Linked DNA regions of Mus musculus: region 2 is linked to region 1. A link is a contact called in ENCODE Hi-C or POLR2A ChIA-PET data. All regions are on one chromosome and are shown on one strand. The core of a region is the stretch at or near the end of the contact, and the rest is flanking DNA. Distances in the headings are between cores, read along the strand shown.

Region 1 (5,893 bases), core at 1,732-4,231:
CGATTGCAGGTAAAATTTTTGGGGTCTTTCCGTGTTTTTAGCATTAGCAGAACCCATCAAGACACTCTTGTGAACACTGGGGGTTGGGCTGGGGTAGGGGAATGCTCCTTCCTGATTTACAGCCTTTTATATCCAGTCTGTCAAGAGTTGCTGTGATATCTGTGTGTTAACCTTCCCAGTGGTAATCAGCTAGGTTTTTTGCTTGCTTCAGACTCCATTGTCCCTGCCAGATGCACCCCAACCACAGCCTACTAGCTTTGGCTTTCCTACCCGTCCTTAGCTTCTCCTCTCTTTCTGACCAGACCTGCCAGAGGAGAGTTTCCGCCAGGAGGGGTCCCGGATTCCCCAGGTAACACATCTGGTTACTGCTCCTAATAACACCCTACCATCACCTCCAACTCAGACAAGCTTCCCTTCCTAGTTTGACTGTAGCTAGAGGCAGAAGCTGACTGGACGGATGAAGCTTAAGCTGCTCTGGCAGGGGCGGAGGCTGAGAAAGCTGAGGGCTATCCACCAGTCCACTCCCATTTTTCTTCATAGTGCTTCTCTACCCAGCCATCTCTTAGCCATGGGATACCCATGGAAGTGAAACGCTGGGTTCTTTTGCCACCCTTAGATAAGTAAGACCCGCTATGCTGTCATAAATTGAATCTGGAGCTATAGCTGCCACCCTGTCTCATCATCTCAGTTAGGAGCAATGCTCAGGAATTCAGGGTCCCAGCACCACTGCTGACTTCTGTACCAGATTCTTAAGCCTGGAAACTCTAAAAGCAGAAAAGCCTCGTGGAAGAAGCCAACCTCTTAGTCTACCCCTGTCTACACAGGCTAGGCCCAGGTTGGGCCGGAGCTCACCGCCGACTCGCAGAGGGATGAGAGGTTCAAGCCCCACATCCCCCATCCCCCAGACCAGAGAGAGCAGTGAGCTGGAGCCGGGACCCCACTCTGCTACACCAGGGTGAGCACCGGAGTCCAGGCCTTCATTCCACCTCTCATTTCTACTATTCCTCCCCCCCATTTCAGCATTCAGGATAATCTTCTCCCTTTTCATTGATCCCAAAGACTAAATGCACTTTCATTAAGAATCTAGTCCCTGATTTTTATTGTACCATGGACTCAGTTTTCACTTCAAAGCATAACTTCTAATTAGTCTCGAGACACTGGCTAGCTGACTCTAGTGACTGGCAATGATGAACCTGCCTCTCCCTACCCAGCTTCACACTGCCCTTTTCATTTCCCAGCCCCTGGCTAACAGACCAGAAAAAGGGGGTTGTTTCCACAACCCTGATTTCCTGTCTCTTCTCTGTTGCAGGCTGCCTCAGGCCGGCCCCCCACGGCCTCGCTCTGCCCCCGCCTTTTCTCCTATTTCCTGTACTCTATCTGACTCCCCATCCCGGATTTGTTACAGCAGGGGGCTCTTGAACCAATGTGAGGTTTGTTTTGTCCCTAAATCACCACCACTCACTATTTCTCCCAGGGTCTGATAATGCCTTTACCTCCATGTCCAGGATGTAGCCCTAAGGTGAGGGAACACAGTGAAATGATACGTTAGTCCCGTCTTCCAGCTGCTGGTACCATGTGACAACCATAGCTCCTTGGAATGTCGGCCACACTGTCCAAGGCCTTGCAGAACATCACCTTAAGACAGAACAAAACAGGGACCTGCTCCCTCCCACTCCCCCACAGCACAAGATTTTGGGACCACAAAAAAATATATATCTATATATATATATCTATATTTTTGTATTGGGGGGAGGGAGTAGAAAAGAAAGCAGCCCCTATACTGGGCCCTATTCAGTGGCAGCTTCTTGCTCCATAGGGTTAAGGAAGACTTTGAGGAAATAAAAGTTGTTTGGAAAAATCCAGGTGTAGTTGCTTTGTATGCTGTGATGGGTAGGAGAGATGAAGTGAAGTGTGAAGGCCCTCACACCCTCCATCTTGCCTCAGACTATGTCCTGGAACCCTAGAAAAAAGGGGAAAGACCCGAAGTAAGGAAAATGCTGCAGCTTCCTTGCAGGGCTGGGGAGGTCCTTAAGGAGCCAGCCCCCATCTAACCCATTCCCTTTATATTATTTAAGCACACTTGGTTTCCAGACTATGCTCCCTCCCTTTTTTCTCCATGCTTTCTATTTGTAGTCAACCCATAAAACGTCTTTGGCTTCAGAACATGGAAATAAGTCTCCATCTTTCACTACCACGCCCCTCCCCCAAATTACTTAACGCCTCAGGTTCCGTGGGAAAGTGGGACTGTTAAGGGCTTGATCCCCCTATATTGGCAGTTACTGCCTTTATTTGTACTGGTCAGCGCCTCCGTGTAACCATACCCTATAACTTTGGCCTCTATCTCCTGGAAACCTCAAAATGGGGAATGAGGATGGCTCCGAAAACCCATCTTCATTCAAAGAGTAAGCCGTTTAGGGGGACTGAAGCAGAATACATCAAGGCACTGTACACAATGCGAACGAAGGAGCTCGGTTCTGGGCTATCAGGCTTGGCTCGACACTTTCTGACTTGAAGTTCCCTAAGAGTGTAGGCCCTGGATCGGCCTCACCACTCAGCTGTCCAGAGTCTGAGCGCTACTGCCCCGACCGTTACCTGGGGCGGAGAAAGCGCCACTTTCATTCCTGCTTCTTGGGGTTGTTTACTGCCACGTAGTGATAGAGGACCACAAGCAAGAAAAGCGACACGCCCAGCATGTTGGCGAAGATGGCGAGCTGCACGTCCGTGATCATCCTGTGGACAAGGGGAAGGACTGAGCCTCGATTCACGCACTCCTTGCTCTCTCACTAAGCCAGATCCTCGCCACCACGATCCAGCCTCCGCCGGGCTCGCCTATGAAACGGCGCCTGCGAGCCCCTCACCTGACCAGCTTCAGCCGACTCCGACACTACAGACGCACAAACTCGAGGTAGGCGACCTGAGCCGGAACTTCGTAGTGCTAGCTGGGGAACAACGCGGCACTTCCGGCTTCTCTACCCTGCCGTCTCGTCTGCTCCGGCGGCGCGCGCAAAAGAGCCGGTCTTAGGCGGAGCCTAGAATGGCCGTCCTGCGGCGAGGGCGGAACGGGGCGTGGTCCGCTCGGCAGGGGCGGGAATCCCGCCCGGGTCGCAGCTGGCTGCAGCTGGCGCGGCGGAATCCGCGGTTAGCTTCAGACGCTGTGGTGACAGCCTCCCTGGAGCCCAGGAGTGGGTTTAGGCGAGGGTGCAGCAGGCGGGAGGCTGGGCCTGACCTCTAGGCTCCGACCCACTTTCCTGCCCACCCTTCGCTTCCCTGCTCGACCCAGCCAGGTGCTTCCTTAGGGTCCTGCCCTCCCGGTCCCCTCCCAGGCTCGCTGGCGTGGGGATGGAATGGAAGGTGATGCAGAATAGGGACAGGATTGAGGAGGCTAGTGCCCTCACGGGTGGTAGTCTTTCTGAAACCACAATCCTACCAAAGAGGCGGACCATGACAACTTATTTGATCAGTGCCAGTTTCAGGCCAGTGTGGGGTGGGCGTCAGAATTAGGGTGGACTCTCTGATAATCAAAAACCAAACGTGGGGCCTCGGCCAAGTGGGAAATCACCCCACGGGTGTGAATGAGGGGGTAGGAAAGGAAGGGCTGGGACAAGCCAAGAGGGGTCGTAGGTTTGTGGTGAGGAAGAGAGTTGGCTGCAATAGACATTCAGACATCCGAGGGTCATTGGTGAGGGGAGCAGCACCCTGAATCTCTTCAGCCCTCTATCCAGCGAGAAGTAGGTTTCCCCCTTTTTGCTTTCTCCTTAGCTTCGCCATAAAAGGGAACGATGTAGAGCCAGACAGGGCCAGGGGCTGGACTGTTGCTCTGGAGCTGTCAGGGGTAATGGAAGCCAGTTGCCCTGCGGTAAAGGGGGGGCCTGGGCTCAGGGGAGGCCTCTGCTTCTCTGAGCCAAAGAAAACTCTACAGGAGCTGCTATAGGGCTGGAGCAGCTGGGACAGGGGACCAGATTGCCTCCTGTGTGCACAGTGAGCTGGCTTGCACTATTCCAATGTTGGTTTCTCTGGTCTCAGACTATCAGTGGTTTGTGTCCAGTTTGCTCATAAGCTCAATACTTGCCTTCAGTAGTTAGTTTACAGCTGCCTACCTCCTCCCACCATGTCCAGCCACCACCTACTGTTTCCCAGAAGTTTCATATTTAGAAATCCCGGGCCTACGTGCCCTCCACACAACATGGTTAAAGCCTCAGACGTGCTCTCCCCAGGCATTCCTCTATGAGTTTGTGTGTCCTCAGCTCTGTCCTGAGAGAGTGATGTCTAGATTTTAGGATTACACATTATTATGCTTCGTGTCTCCTGGAAAATTGGAGCAGATCCAAGTCCAACCACTTAGGTATGCAATTGAATCAGAATTAGTCTATGGTTTTAAAAGAAGCAGTACCTCTAGGCTGCCCGTGGCCCGAGAAGCCAGCTTCAGCCTTCAAAGAGCCAGAGCAGGGTGCATAGCATCCTAGACAGCACAACTGAGAGGCGCTTCCACGACTTGTTACTGTTATTTTATTTCCTTATTGGTAAAGAAGGAAATAGGTCCAGAAGGTAATCTAACTGAGGCCCTGCAGCTGGCTAAAGACAGTTCTTCTGACGTCCCCCCTCCCCCACAAACACAGTAGTTCGACTCAGGAGGTTGTCCAAAGGTCGGGGACAAACGGGAAAAGATTTATTTTAGAACTACCCAGAAATGACCTTTGCCTCCCTTTCCCTTCCTGTGCCTAGGTCAATGAGTCTTTATCAGCTTTCCGTGGGTCATCTGGCCTAGCGCCTGAAAGCACTGAAATAAAAACTAGTCTCAGGACCAAACTAGACTCAGCTAAGAAATGGCAACGCTTGATAAAAATCCTGGATGGAAAAGTATGTGGGAAGAGAGACCGGAAGAACCTCATGCTGCCAGGACTTGGGGAAGGTGGTGGGAAGACACTTGTGGAACTTAATCCCTAGTTAATATGATGATTTTTTTAAAGTTGCAATTTAAATAAGATTTCATAATGTAGCCCAGGCTGGCTTCAAACTCAGGATTCTCCTGCCTTTGCCTCCCCAGTGCTGGGATTACCCGTATGAGCAACTACAGAGTCTGCGGTTTAGGATGGAGAAAGCCATAACCTTGGGGAAGGAGGGAAACTAGTCCTGAGTCGCAGGGTAGTCAGCTCCTAACGTATTCTACCTGGAGAGCGGCCTCGAAGGCAAAACAAACAAACAAACAAACAAACAAACAAAAAACAAAGTGCTTGCATTTGGCAGCCATGGAGTGTGGCTTGAGATTTCTCACAAATGGGTTGGCAAAATGGCTCAGAGGGTAAGAGCACTGACTGCTATTCCGAAGGTCCTGAGTTCAATTCTCAGCAACCACATGGTGCCTCACAACCACCCAAGTTGAGATCTGACACCCTCTTCTGGTGTGTCTGAAGACAGCTACAGTGTACTTAATTATAATAATAAATAAAAAAAATATTTTTTTAAAAAGAGAGATTTCTCATGAGCTTGAATTCCCATCTGTTTTGGCATGATACAAGGCCTAATTCATATGATTCCCCCTTTTTCCTCCCAATAGTAAGTCCTTTAACAGAAGGCCTTAGATATAAAATACTCCTTATTTCTGGAGCCCCCTGCTATCCTGGCTCTGGGAACTTGAGCTCATTGTCAGTGATGGCTGAATGAATGAACTGCCTAGTATGATCCAGATTTCCCACAGACACTAGGTCATTGGAAATCCCCACCTTACAGATGTTATAAAATAGACTCTGTCTTAGTACAGGGACTTAGCAATTTTTTTGTGAGCAATTCTGGCTTAATCACTTTGGAAATCTGTGGCTACCTGGCAATGCCACCACAGCAATGCCATTGCCACACCATTGCTAACACTTCTGAATCCTATCCAACACTGGTCACC
Region 2 (5,893 bases), core at 2,007-4,506, 53 kb after region 1:
AGGATTCACTGTAACATACATACAACAGAGGTTTCACTGTAACATACAACAGAGGATTCACTGTAACACACAACAGAGGATTCACTGTAACATACATACAACAGAGGATTCACTGTAACACAACAGAGGATTCACTGTAACATACATACAACAGAGGATTCACTGTAACATACAACAGAGGATTCACTGTAACATACATACAACAGAGGTTTCACTGTAACATACAACAGAGGATTCACTGTAACACACAACAGAGGATTCACTGTAACATACATACAACAGAGGATTCACTGTAACATACAACAGAGGGTTCACTGTAACATACATAAAACAGAGGATTCACTGTAACATACATACAACAGAGGTTTCACTGTAACATACAACAGAAGATTCACTGTAACATACAACAGAAGATTCACTGTAACATACATACAACAGAGGATTCACTGTAACACACATACAACAGAGGATTCACTGTAACACACAACAGAAGATTCACTGTAACACACAACAGAGGATTCACTAACAGACAACAGAGGATTCTCTGTAACACAACAGAGGATTCACTGTAACACACAACAGAGGATTCAATGTAACATACATACAACAGAGGATTCACTGTAACATACAACAGAGGATTCACTGTAACATACATACAACAACAGAGGGTTCACTGTAACACACAACAGAGGGCTCATTGCTCTGAAGCTTGTGCAAACTCCCTCCCCACAACAGTGGTCCTCCAGAGACTGAGTCAGGACTCATTCCCCAGCTCCCTCAAGCGCCCACCATCCAATCAAGCAGTAGGACTTCACACCTGACACTGAGGCAGGAAATGACCTCATGGCCACAGGATCTGGTCCGAAGAGGCAAGAAGGTGGAACTGTCCCAGGCTGTGAGGTAGCAGGGTGGGGGCTGACGTAGGCGCTTGTGGGGTATCTGCACTGTGAAGAGTCGCAGCCCACCGAGCTGATCTGGAACCTGCCCAAACCTGGAGGCCAGGCAAAAGGCTTTCAGTTCCTGTCAGCCCTCATGTTTGTGCCCTGCACCCTGGTCACACCTGGAACAACCTCCAACAAGGCTCCAGCCATGGCCAGCTCCTTCTGTCTTTTCCCATTTCCCAGCTGAGGTGTGCCTGCCAGCCACCCTGTGACCTGCACACCTGCAGGCCTGGTAGCGGTATGGTGTATTAGAAGAGGCTGGTCCATTCTCTTGCCACTGTAGCTGTGTCACCAGTTGATCCTTCTGCCACACAGAGGCCTTAAAGTCCCAGCCCACTGTAACCAGCTGGGGAGGAGTAAAGATCCCAAAGATGGACAGTTAGGACATCTATGTACTGTGCAAGGCACACAATAGGCTCTGCCTTTCTGCACCAGCATCCCACATCTCCACCTCCTTACCTTGCCATCAGGACCCAAAGTCAAATCTCCAATCTCCCCTTCATGGGCTTTGAACTCCAGAACTTTCTCCAGGCTAGGTACCTACAGCCAAGACAGTTACAGACCAGACAGCGAGAACGCTGAAATCCCCATCCCTCTTACCCCAATGGCCACTCAAGTTTCACAGAATGCATATTCAGATTCTCACAATTTTGGTGTTATTGCAACTAACACTCACCCACCCCCCCAAGCCCCTAAAACCACACCTTCCAGACACGAACATGACCATCAGTTCCTCCAGTGGCAAGCAGGGTGTTATCATGGTTGAAGCACACAACTTTCTGCAGCGGTTCATTGCTGAAGTCTGTCTGTACTGCCTCCAAATTCTTTACTTTGAGTTCAACCCCTTCGGGGTGAACTTGTGCTCCCGATTTCTTCTCTGCTGGAGGAGCCCCCTTTCTCTGTCGAGGTCCCTGCTCCTTGGAACCTGCAACACAAACAATTTGCCAGGAACCAGATTCCTTTGTTGTTGTTTTTTAAGACAGGGATTTGCTAGGCACCCCAGGCTAGCCTTAAATATCCTCTTGCCTCCACTCCTAAGCTCTGAGACTACAGCTGTGCACCACCTCCCTCAGATGGACCTGAGCATCTGTATTAACTAACACCAGTCCTCTAGTGACCCAAGTACAGACTTCAATGTGACCACTGCCCCACACCTAATCTCTCGTTTTTGGAGACCAAGAATTAGAGCGACTTTTTCCAAAGCTCTTCACCTGACTTCTCCGCTTTACTGCCCTTCTGTTGATGGACCTGGAAACGAAGAAGCTGACACTGGGCATCCTGTCCGGCAGCAAGAATGTCACCAGCAAGCGCCAAATTCATGGTGGCCCGTGTCTCCGTGTCATGAGAGTGCAGCAAGGAAGCGCTCAGGCACCCGTTGATCAGCTCTAGCTGCAGAAAATGCTGTGAGGGAACCAAAGTGGGCAAAGGTCAGGCCAGCCCGGAAGTCACATTAAATCCTAGTCTCTCTCAGTTGTACTTTTGCTTCCCGCACCTCCAGCTCTTATTTTTTGTTTTTTTTTGTTTTTTTGTTTCTTTGGTTGTTGTTGCTGTTGCTTAGAGCTGTATTCTCTTACTGGAGCTTCTTAATTCATACAGCAAGCAGGGTTTAGATTACTAGGTCCAGTTTACAGAAAGAAAAGAATTCCGTCTCCAGCTGCTTGAAGATGGACAAGACAATGTGCCTTCCTGGAAAAGGCCAGCGTATGAGCCCTGGACCAGCTCTCGTAATCCGGCGTGGACAGTCCTGGATTCGCAGACCTGCACAGCTTTCAGTCTAATTTTGGCTGTCTCAACCACTCTGCTCAGGTGAAACCAGCACCCGAACGGCAATCCTGGGTGCTCCCGCTAGAAATGGGTAGGGACTAAATCAGGGGTACTGCTCACCTCTGCATCCCCCGGCCACCCTGGAATCTCCCTGGGCCACGGTATAACCTGTTCTCAGTGGCCCTGCGTTCTCACCACGCCATTCTTTATGCCGGTCTTGGCAGCTCCTCCTCCGCCCGCAGCGATGAGCAGCCCAGTCTTGGGGTCTATCCGAAGCGCGTACAACGGGAACGGGGCCCGGTACAGCTCCACACCCCGGCGCCGACCCATCCCGCCCGCACGTTCACCGCCAACCCCGCGGAACCCACGACATGCCGCGCCTCGCCTCCGAAAGCTCAGGAACTTGGCGCTAGAGTTTTCCGGAAGACTGCCGACCCCTCTCAGCACTGGACTTGCCACCACTCAAACCACCGCAAGCAGCCGATCTGCGCCCGCGCGGCCGACTGGGTCTTGCAGGCGTTCAGTGCGCACGCGCCGAGCTCCTGGGCTCTCTCTGCGCAAGCGCAAGACGCCAATCCGCGTCAGCACTAGCGGGACGCGCTGTCACGGAACCCTGGCGTCGGATCCGGGTCCTAGCCCCGAATGACGATGAAGCTGCCATCTTTGTGTGGGGCGTGGGAGGTGGGGCTAGAAGAGATTACTGAAGATCAGTAAATCGAATTAAAAAGTTCTCGGACTGGGACAGTCCCCACTTCAGGAGAGATACACAGCAGACTCGTACAAGCCGGGCCTTTGTGTGTTACTCCAGGGAGGAAATGGGTTCTCCCGGGTTGTGTGGAGGACAGACACTCCAAAACAGATTCACTGCTTCCTAATATCCTAATATGAAGAAATCAGTCCCCACTTTGAGAGCATCCTCCGCGGTTGATTGGACTCTTTCTTATGGCTTGACATCCACTTCTGGAACATCGAACTCATGGGACTGGCAAGACTTGAGACTAGGCACAAAAACCCACAAAATCCCAGATAAACCGGGCTATTTGGTTACCCTACTATTTAAGTGTTTTTGGAACATGTTCACATTATAGAGATGTAAGGACCATTATTTGAATATGGTTTATATTTTAGTATTTGATGTCTTTTGCGATTCATAATGAGCCCCAGTCAACCATACATGAATTTATACTACCATGGTGTCTTTTGGACCCATATGCAGCTGAACAAACCACGTGATTAGAAGAAGCCAATTTTAGGCCCATTTACTAGCCTTCAGGGAGGAGAGAGGAACTTGACACTGAATTCAGTCACCAGTGGCCAGTATGTGCCCATATGATGAAATATTTGTTTTTAAAACAACCCTAGACAATAGGGATCAATGAGCTCCTGGGTTGGTGGTCTCATGTAGGTGCTGGATGGATGGATGGTGTGCCCAGAGAGGGCAAGGAAGTACTGCATTCTTCACCCTTTATCCTCCATGTACCTTGCCCTACACATCTCTTCCCTTCTGCTAATTCTGAGTTCTATTCTTTATGCTAGAAGAGAAATCCTAAGGAAGATGGAAGTGAGCTCTGTGTGCTGTTCTGACAACTTACCAGACTGACAGAGGAAGTCACAGGGACTTCTGCTTCCCAGCCTGTTATTTAGAAGTACAGATAGATGGTCAGGACTCAAAGCTGGAGACACTGGAAACGATCCTTTAGGATCAGTCCCTTTGATTTATGGGATCTATCCAGTGTGAACACCTGTGGGTGGGTGGTGTTAGAAATTTCGTTCCATTGTTGGACAGATACCTAGTTGGTGTCTTAGAATTGGAGATGTGTCTGAAAACACTCCATATTTGGTTTCAGAGATGTCCTAAGAAGCAGAACTTCTCACTGTGTGAATGAAAAATGACTAGGCAAACTCCAGTTCACACTGGCCGCTTCTCTTATTTTATGTCAGTTCCTGTTTGTAAAACACTGTTGAGCAAGTGAAAGGAAGGTCGCTAAGCACCTGGCAGCCAGGCTCTAATGCAGTTGTTTTGGTTTGATGGTCATTTCCTGTTGTAGATATTATCTACCACATACTCTTCCCACCCAAATTCCTCCAAGTCTAGGCAAGAACATCATGTGCTATTTCTTGTGAACATTCTACTGCAAATGGTTGTTGAGGGGATGGACAAACACTCTAACTGGGGTTGGCTAAGAAAGTTTGATCCTGATGCCTTTCCTTCCCTTTTGTTTTTGTCGGGGGGGTGGGGGGGTGGGGGTGGGGAGCGGCGTTCATGCTCTGTGGTGCACGTGCGCTCAGAGATCATCTTTCAGGGTTGATGACAACTTCCCACCTCTTTTCCTTACTGAAGTGTACGAATTTATCACTGAGCCAAGCAACTTACACTTATAGTGCTGATAAACACCCACTTGGGTTCCTAGATAAATGTGCCCAAATCTCCAGAGGTGAAAACTTCCAGCTCTACCTGGTAGGACTGCTCCTTGGCTGAGATTCAATATAAGCTGTGAACCATGATGTGTGCGTCCTTACAGATCCAGCCTGGCTGTCTGCCTGGGGCATCTCTTGTAGAGAGAGATGCCTGGTTTTGTTACCAGTTTTCATCAGCACCTTTGGCGAATAGTTGCCTTTTACTTTTGTTTATGGGCCAGAAATGACTTGATTCTGAAACTGTTGTGAGAAGTCAAGTGGTCAGCCCACAAGGGCAGAGGGAAGGACAGTTTATTTTTTTGTTTGTTTGTTTGTCTGTTTGTTTGCTTTTCTTTTTACTTGTTTTTTTCCAGACAGGGTTTCTCTGTGTAGTCCTGGCTGTACTGGAGCTCACTCCTTATCAGTCTGGTCTTCATAGAGATCCCCCTGCCTCTGCTTCCTGAGTGCAGGGATTAAAGGGACTAGGGTGTCCTCAAACTCCTAGATAGAAAGGCATATGCCACCATGCCTGGCCTGCTTTTTGTGTTTTTGTTAGTTCAGTTTTGGTTATTTGAGGCAAGGTTTCTCTGTGTATCCCTTGTTGTCCTGGAACTCCCTCTGGAGAGCAGGCTGGCATTTGAACTCACAGAGATCCACCTGCCTCTGCCTCCCACGAGCTGGGATTAAAGGCTTGAGTCACTGTGGGGTACATAGGTTGCACTACCAATCAAGCCCCAGAAATCTCAGGGATCTGAGACAGTAGGAGGGGGGTTGCCTCCTCCCAGTCTCTC

What was found. A loop is a pair of places that touch in the nucleus more often than their neighbours do. ChIA-PET counts read pairs that join two places held with the same protein, here RNA polymerase II (POLR2A).
Region 2: POLR2A ChIA-PET joins it to region 1 with 18 read pairs in Patski. The contact joins the promoter of Preb here to the promoter of Ost4 in region 1. A Hi-C loop is called at or near these places in 1 of 37 maps with a recorded cell type or tissue (heart). POLR2A ChIA-PET finds 5 or more read pairs at or near these places in 4 of 5 experiments (Patski and embryonic stem cell).

Annotation. Positions count from the first base shown.
Region 1 is chr5:30,904,807-30,910,699 of GRCm38, forward strand. It overlaps Ost4 (oligosaccharyltransferase complex subunit 4 (non-catalytic)), which reads right to left and starts at 2,982. Exons shown (of 3, transcript NM_024460.4): 1 at 2,859-2,982; 2 at 2,593-2,730; 3 at 1,710-1,960. The coding sequence starts at 2,729. The coding sequence ends at 2,616. Agbl5 (ATP/GTP binding protein-like 5) reads left to right here. Exons shown (of 16, transcript NM_001374737.1): 13 at 1-9; 14 at 303-349; 15 at 825-955; 16 at 1,310-1,858. The coding sequence ends at 873.
Region 2 is chr5:30,957,071-30,962,963 of GRCm38, forward strand. It overlaps Preb (prolactin regulatory element binding), which reads right to left and starts at 3,257. Exons shown (of 9, transcript NM_016703.3): 1 at 2,901-3,257; 2 at 2,153-2,342; 3 at 1,646-1,866; 4 at 1,401-1,481; 5 at 1,163-1,287; 6 at 818-991. The coding sequence starts at 3,035.